3 separate regions of the Homo sapiens genome follow, and all the other regions are linked to region 3. The links are chromatin loops, found by intact Hi-C in ENCODE. Cell type or tissue: dorsolateral prefrontal cortex. All regions are shown on one strand.

The links. Peaks named below come from ENCODE experiments on the same cell type or tissue, not always from the same donor. Only the 100,000 strongest peaks of a DNase experiment are listed, where the experiment ranks them.
Region 1: a loop joins it to region 3, with 5 times the contacts of the local background. A loop is called at or near these places in 17 of 110 quality-filtered maps.
Region 2: it touches region 3 in a loop (3-fold over the local background); 5 of 110 quality-filtered maps call a loop at or near these places.

Annotation. Positions count from the first base shown.
Region 1 is chr5:37,377,775-37,380,274 of GRCh38, reverse strand. It overlaps WDR70 (WD repeat domain 70), which reads right to left and starts at 957. Exons shown (of 18, transcript NM_018034.4): 1 at 883-957; 2 at 721-786. The coding sequence starts at 907. In dorsolateral prefrontal cortex, a CTCF peak has its summit at 1,091; a DNase peak (open chromatin) is centred at 1,024; H3K4me3 peaks cover 1,882 bases; H3K27ac peaks cover 817 bases.
Region 2 is chr5:36,413,748-36,416,247 of GRCh38, reverse strand. No RefSeq gene overlaps it. Among named protein-coding and RNA genes, the nearest start is that of RANBP3L, 110 kb to the right of the region's middle. In dorsolateral prefrontal cortex, CTCF peaks have their summits at 1,075 and 1,276; no DNase peak of the experiment used is centred here; H3K27ac peaks cover 584 bases.
Region 3 is chr5:36,869,197-36,871,696 of GRCh38, reverse strand. It overlaps NIPBL-DT (NIPBL divergent transcript), which reads left to right. Exons shown (of 1, transcript NR_046262.1): 1 at 1-336. Among named protein-coding and RNA genes, the nearest start is that of NIPBL-DT, 6.2 kb to the left of the region's middle. In dorsolateral prefrontal cortex, CTCF peaks have their summits at 854 and 1,055 (motif pointing right); no DNase peak of the experiment used is centred here.

The DNA of each region.
Region 1 (2,500 bases), 510 kb before region 3:
TTTAATTACTATCATAGAATTAATACACGCTGGTCAAAAGAAAACAAGAAGACCTTGAGAAAAGGTTCAGGGAAGTTAGAATCCCAATGTTTGGATGAACAGCATTTATAATTTTAAAATGGAAAATAAAGAGAAATCATTTTTCATGTATCAGTCTACTAAGTTTTGTTTTCATTTTTTAAATAATTTTCTTTTTAAATAATAATACCTACTCTGTGTTGGTAGGGATATGGTAAAAATGGCATTCTTAATTCTGTTAACTTTGGTATAACCTGGAACAAGTTTTTTGATGGGTATTACGGCAATAAGCATCAAGAAGCTTTAAAAGGCACATACCCAATTTTTCAGCTTTTTAAGTATTTATATTTCTGAATAAACTACACTCTCTTTTAGAAATCTACCCTACCGAATTACGTATTTTTAAAAATCCTCGTACAAATGCTGTTATTTACAAAAATGTTCATTTTAGCATTATTGGTGACTTAAAATTAGAAAAATCCTTTCTCTTCCTCTCTCTCCAGACTCTCATAACTGTCATCTGAGTTGGTTCCAACGGATAACGCAGAATAGAAGACAAATGGGAGAAGAATATTGACAAACTGCAAGGTATGCACCCGAGCTACAATAATTCCGAGTTGACAGCTCGATCTCCACTCCCACTCTGCGGATCTTCAAACCTCTGCACAAGGAAGAGGGTCTCTGCCTGGGGCAGTCACTCACCGAACCCCGTGAAGCCCATGGTGACCGCAAGCTGCGGGTCCGGTCCCGACGCGTCTGAGCCTGTCACTGGAGCAAGAGGAAAAGAGAGGCGGCCTAGTTAGTGCGGCGCCCCAGCTCCCCCGACACGGCCCACCCCGCCCGGACTCGCCTCATGAAACCCACCTTCGCTGGGCCCAGAGCGCTCCATGGCTGGCCGCACACCCCAGAACCAGCCACAGGGACAGCCCAAACAACTGCAGGGGAACTTGCCAATAACTTGCGGCAAATGCTGGAGGAAGTACCGCCTTCAAGCTACAGCGGCGCCGCCGAAGCCAAGAGCGGCGCCTTCCGCAGAGGGACCGCGGCTTTCTGCGCGGCACCGCCCTACCGGACAGGCGGGAAAGCGCCGCGCAACTCAGACCACTGGAGGGGAGAAGTAGTATCTGGAGTTTCTATAACATCCTTTCCCTTTTTTTTTTTTTTTTTTTAAGCCAGAGCCTCTGTCGCCCAGGCTGCAGTACAGTGGCGTAATCTCAGCTGACTGCAACCTCTGCCTCCCGGGATCAAGCGATTCTCCTGCCTCAGCCTCCCGAGTAGCTGGGATTACAGGTGCCGGCTAATTTTTGGTTTTTTGTTTTGGTTTGTTTTTTTTTTGTTTTTGTTTTTGTTTTGAGACGGAGCCTCTGTCGCCCAGGCTGGAGTGCAATGGCGTGATCTCGGCTCACTGCAACCTCCGCCTCCCGGGTTCAAGCGATTCTCCTGTCTCAGCCTCCCAAGTAGCTGGGATTACAGGCGTCCACCACCACGCGCAGCTAATTTTTTGTATTTTTAGTAGACACGACGTTTTGCCATGTTGGCCAGGCTGGTTTCGAACTCCTGGCCTCAAGTGATCCGCCTGCCTCGGCCTCCCAAAGTGCTGGGATTACAGGCGACACCCTTTGCTTTTTTTTTTTTTTTTTTTTTTTTTGAGGCAGAGTCTCACTCTGTTGCCCAGGCTGGAGTGCAATGGCGTGATCTCGGCTCACTGCAACCTCTGCCACCCAGGTTCAAGCTCTTCTCTTGCCTCAGTGTCCTGAGTAGCTGGGATTACAGGCGCCTGCCACCACACCCGGCTAATTTTTGTGTATTTAGTAGAGACGGGGTTTTGCTATGTTGGCCAGGCTGGTCTTGAACTCCTGACCTCAGGTGATCTGCCCACCTTGGCCTCCCAAAGTGCTGGGATTACAGGCCCCGTGCCACCGCGCTCTGCCTTTTTGTTGTTGTTGTTGTTGTTGTTGACTGAGTCTCCCTCTGTTGCCTTGGCTGGAGTGCAGTGGCGTGATCTCAGCTGACTGCAACCTCTGCCTCCCAGGTTCAAGCGATTCTCTTGCCTCAGCCTCCCGAGCAGCTGGGACTACAGGTGTGCGCCACCATGCCCGGCTATTTAGTATTTGAGACTACAGGCACCCGCCACCACGCCCAGCTAATTTTTTCTATTTTTAGTAGAGGCAGGGTTTACACCGTGTTAGCCAGGATGGTCTCAATCTCCTGACCTTGTGATCTGCCCACCTCAGCCTCCCAAAGTTCTGCGATTAAAGGCGTGAGCCACTGCACCTGGCCTGTCAGTCTAAAGTTTACAAGGCTAATCGTGTGCTCAGGATTGTCCTTCTTAAACAGAATGTGGGAGTTCAACACTTTAACGTTTAGAAGGTGGAGAAGAATCTCTTTCTTTTTGAGACAGAATCTCACTCTGTCACCCAGGCTGGAATGCAGTGGCACAATCTCGGCTCAATGAACCTCCACCTCCTGGGTTCAAGCGATT
Region 2 (2,500 bases), 460 kb after region 3:
TGACTAACACATATAGAAAACCTAGAAGTCAGACAACTTGGTCTGGAAGGTGCCCTGGGGCTCAGAAGTTCTGTCAATGGAAATAAAAATGCCACACAGGAGCCCCAGTGTGGCTCAAGTGCACTTATGATCTGGTCATTCTCCAGTAGCAAAGGATCAGTGGCTCCCAAACCCAGATGTATGTTTGAATCACCTAGGAAGTCTGTTTTATTAAATCAGCTTTATCAAGGTACAATTTATGTGCAATTAAATGTACATAGTTTAAGTGTACAGTTACATGAGTTTTGACAAATGTATACACCCATGTAGCTGCCACTCCAATAAAAATGTAGAATATTACTATCACACTGGAAAGTTCTCTTATGCCCCATTACAGTCAATCCACCTAACCTCCTGCCCTATACAACCACTGACCTGATTTCTATAACTATTGGTGAGTTGTATTCATTCTATAACTTTATATATATATATAATATATATACTCACATACTTTATATGTTATGTATATGTGTGTGTATATATAGATATGCGCACGCGCGCGCGCACACACACACACACACACACACACACAGTGTGTACCCTTTTGTGTCTGGTTTCTTTTGCTCAGAATCTTGTTTCTGAGATTTGTTCATGTTGCTGCTTATATCAGGAGTTTGTTCTATTTATATATCTGAGTAATCGTCCATCCTAGGAAGCTTCTTAAATGTAGATTCCTGTGCCCCGATGACACTCTTGACATTAGGATATCTGAAGTCCAGAAATCTGTGAGTTTAACATGCTCCAGAGCAAATTGTTATGCAGAATTTGGGCTTAGGTGCCTTTTAATTAGGGGATTTTTCTCTCAAGTTCAAATAGCTCCCACAATGCAGGTGTTTATGGCTAACAGCAACTTGGTCACAGGTTCTGCGCAGGCCTGAGAACTCTCATTTTTGTTGAGCCATCTTAGCTAGATTTAGTGGCCTGTCTTAGCTCATGAACTTCCTTGTGCCTGTAACACATCCCAGAGTGTAGGCTCTGCAAACACTCTTTCAGCTTCAAGGTATCTGTAAATTGAGTTATAGGTCCCAGTGTTCGCAGGTAAGTCTATAACCTTAATTTATAAAATCTCACCCCTGTCATGGAAAAGCAAAGGTGTTCTGAGTAGCTGTCCATTTCAGCTCAGCTGCTGGAATTACTCATGACAGTTTTATGAGATGTTTTACTGTCCGGGAAAGGTTTTTTTTTTTTTTTTTCCCTTAACAAATGAGGGAAGCATTCTTTGACCATGGTACACAAACGCCACCTTCAGGAAGGAAATATAATATTCTTATTAGACCACAAGGAACATAGTTCATTTTCTTATATGAAAACTTTCAAAAAATTCTTGAGTTTAACATGCAATTTTAAAAAATTTTATTCCAGATTTTTAAAATAGGCTTTCAGTTTTAGGTTCAGAGCAAAATTGAGTGGAAGGTATACAGATTTCCATATCCTCCCTGCCCCTTCATACATAAAACCTCCTCCATTGTCACCACCCCTCATCAGAGTGGCATATTTGTTACAATCAATGAACCCACATCATTATCTCTTAGAGACCATAGTTTCATTAGTGTTAACTCTTAACGTACATTCTGTGGATTCTATAAATATCTAATGACATGTATAATATCATACTGACAGGTGCACTGCCTGATATGGTTTGGCTCTGTCCCCACCCAAATCTCATCTTGAATTCCCACGTGTTGTGGGAGGGACCTGGTGGCAGGTAATTGAATCATGGGGGCAGGTCTTTCCTGTGCTGTTCTTGTGATAGTTAATAAGTCTTATGAGGTCCAATGATTATACAAGGGGGAGATTTCCTGCACGAGCTCTTTGCCTGCTGCCATCCATGTGACATGTGACTTGCTCCTCCTTGCCTTCCGCCATGATTGTGAGGCTTCCCCAGCCACATGGAACTGTAAGTCCAATTCAACCTCTTTTTTTTTGTAAGTTGCCCCATCTCAAGTATGTCTTTATCAGCAGCATGAAAACAGACTAATGCAGTGCACTAAAAATTCTCTGTGCTCTGCCTATTCACCCCTCTGTCCTCCCTAACCCCTGCTAACCACTGATCCTTTTACTATGTCTATAGTTTTGCCTTTTTCAGAGTGTCTTGTATTTAATAGTTGGAATCATACATTATGTAACCTTTTAAGATTGGCTTCTATCAATTAATATGCATTTATGCTTCCCTTTTGCCTTTTCATCGCTTGATAGCTTACTTTTTTAGTACTTCATAATATTCCATTATCTGAATGGACAATAATTTATGTATTCATTCACTTACCAGAGGATATCTTGGTTGCTTCTAAGTTTTGGCAATTATTAATAAGGCTGCTATAAACACTCATATACAGGTTTTTGGAAAAACACATTAAGTTTTCAACTTCTTTGGGTTAATACTAAGGATCATGATTACTGAATTGTATAGTGACAATATGTTTAGCTTTGTGAGAAACTATCAAACTGCCTTCCAAAGTGG
Region 3 (2,500 bases):
ATCTACAGTTCAGATTTTCCTTAGAAAATGGGGAAAAAAGGAATGTTAGAAAGATCTGACTGCCTATGAACTAGTGAAGGATTTTAGAGGAAGTACCAGGCTATTTTAGAGATCTGATACTGGTTTCAGAAAGGTAATCTTAAGGCAAAGGGTAGGAAATAAAGTTATGTTGTTAGTAGAAATGTCAAATACGGTTAAAGTTGTGAGGAGGAATTATTTTCCTAGTGGACCTACATTTGTTGTGTGTAGATCTGTGACTATTACTGATCTGTTGTAGCACATTTTCCAATCTAAAATGTCCGATACAGCACAATAATAAACATGGGGCAGAATATATGTTTGTTTCTATTTCTTCCCACCTTCCCTTCAATCTTAAAACAAGTGTTTATTAATAAGTCAGACCAAAGCAAATTTCTATCTTTCACAGAGTAATTATCATAGGAACAAATTACTCCCTGAAAATGGTGGAAACTTCTTTCTCCCTCCGAAAAATAAACTTTCAATAAGTGTTTTCTCTCTAGCCAAAGTAAATAAGTTCTTAAATAGGTAACTCTCATTTGCCATCCAACTCATTCTATATATTTAAATAAATGTACTTACACTTGTGTATAGGATTTAAAAGGGGGAAACTTAAGAAGGAAGAAATTGTGTATAGAATTTAAAAAGGAGGCATTATATTGCATGAGTAGAATGAAAAGTATCTAACCAGAAAGCAAATAAGTTAAGGATTATATTATACTGAAATATTTTAATACAATTTAAATATTTCATTACTCTTTCACTTTATTTGCTATTTGTAGATTTCAGTATTGTAATGTTGGCAAGTCTATTTAAGACGGCATTAATAAAAATTTTGTTTTTCAGGCATGTGATACCAAGTCCCTTTCCATTATAGATAAGTAAGGCCTAGGTTGGTTAAAACCTTAGCTAAACACAAAATTTGCTAGAGAATCAACATATAAGAAGCTCTAACTCCAAGCTTATTCACCCCAGATATTTCACCAATGTTAACACATACCCTATTGAACTAAGAAAGGAATTATATTACTAACCAGCAGAGGGAGCCAAGTCAATCATGAAAGGTAGGAGTATAAAGGAACATCATATGACTTCCTGTTTTGAATTTAACTGTATGGCCCCTGCTCACTTTTTGAGTTTACCAAAAAGACAGTCATAAGGAGAGAAAGGCGACCAATGTATCAAATAAGGATACAGTGACAATTATAACTTAGAATTACCTTGCAGGAAATAAATTGGAAGAAAAATTGAATGCAGAACTATACAAGTGAAATGTCTCAGTATTATAACCCAAGATGGAAAAACCATGGAAAACAGTACCTTAATGCCATGATGAATTGCTAGCCAAATGTAACAGTGAATATTTCTTAATAATTCCATTTTCACTTAAAGTTGAAATTAGGCCATAAATAGACACATTTTAAAACTATAAAGTTGTACATCAAATTTATGTGCATTTAATCTAAGAAATAAGGGATAAAATTTAATAAAAAATTATTACAGTGAATTAATAAGGACATGATTTTTCAGCTTAAAATTAGAGAACAGAATTGTTTCCACTACTGTTTATAAACACAACAAATAAAGTAATATCTGTTTTGTGAGAGATGTTTGGAGGAATCTAGTAGCTAAGTGATTATGTCAGTTTATTTAATTTTGTCTAAGAACTTCAAAATGCCTGATAGAATGGGTGCATATTGAATGAATAGATGTGATCTATATATTATTTGAAGTAAAAGTATAAGAGCTGAGCGTTAGCTAACTGCATCAAAATAAATGTAAAGACCCAAACATTTTTAGTTGAATAACCAAATGAATTAGCTAGTCTAGCCCCTTACTCGTTTCAAGGTTTGTGGAAACATACCATATATACTTTTACTCATGTGTTTATTCCTTTCAAAAATATACTTCTTAAGCACTATCTCCATAGGACGTGGAGCATATCTTCATTATGAAGTAGACAAACTTCTTAAATTTTATTGAAAGATTTAATTTCATTGATATATGAACAATCATACAAATTCAGTATGCCACCAGTGATTTCAAGAAAGTGATACTTAGAAGCAAATCATTTATGGGACTAGACTGCCTTTGTAGGACTAACAAATTAGGCACAAGATTAGAAATTATAGTTTAATAGTCATGCAGCTGGAGGCTACACGATTCTGACCCTCCCTAACCTGCTCCTAAGATCAGTGCTTGAGATATTCTGCAGACCCTGCACTTGATGGATCAGCTGGCACCACCCAGATCAATAAACTGGCTCATCTGATCTTGTGGCCACCACCCAGGAACTGATTCAGAGCAAGAGGACTGCTTCAATTCCCTATGATTTCATCTCCAACCCAACCAATCAGCACACTCTATTCACTTGCCTTCCCCCACCCACCAAATTATCCTTAAAAACTGATCCCCAAATGCTCCAGGAGACTGATTTGAGTTATAATAAAACTCCGATCTCCAGCCAAAAAATAAAAAATAA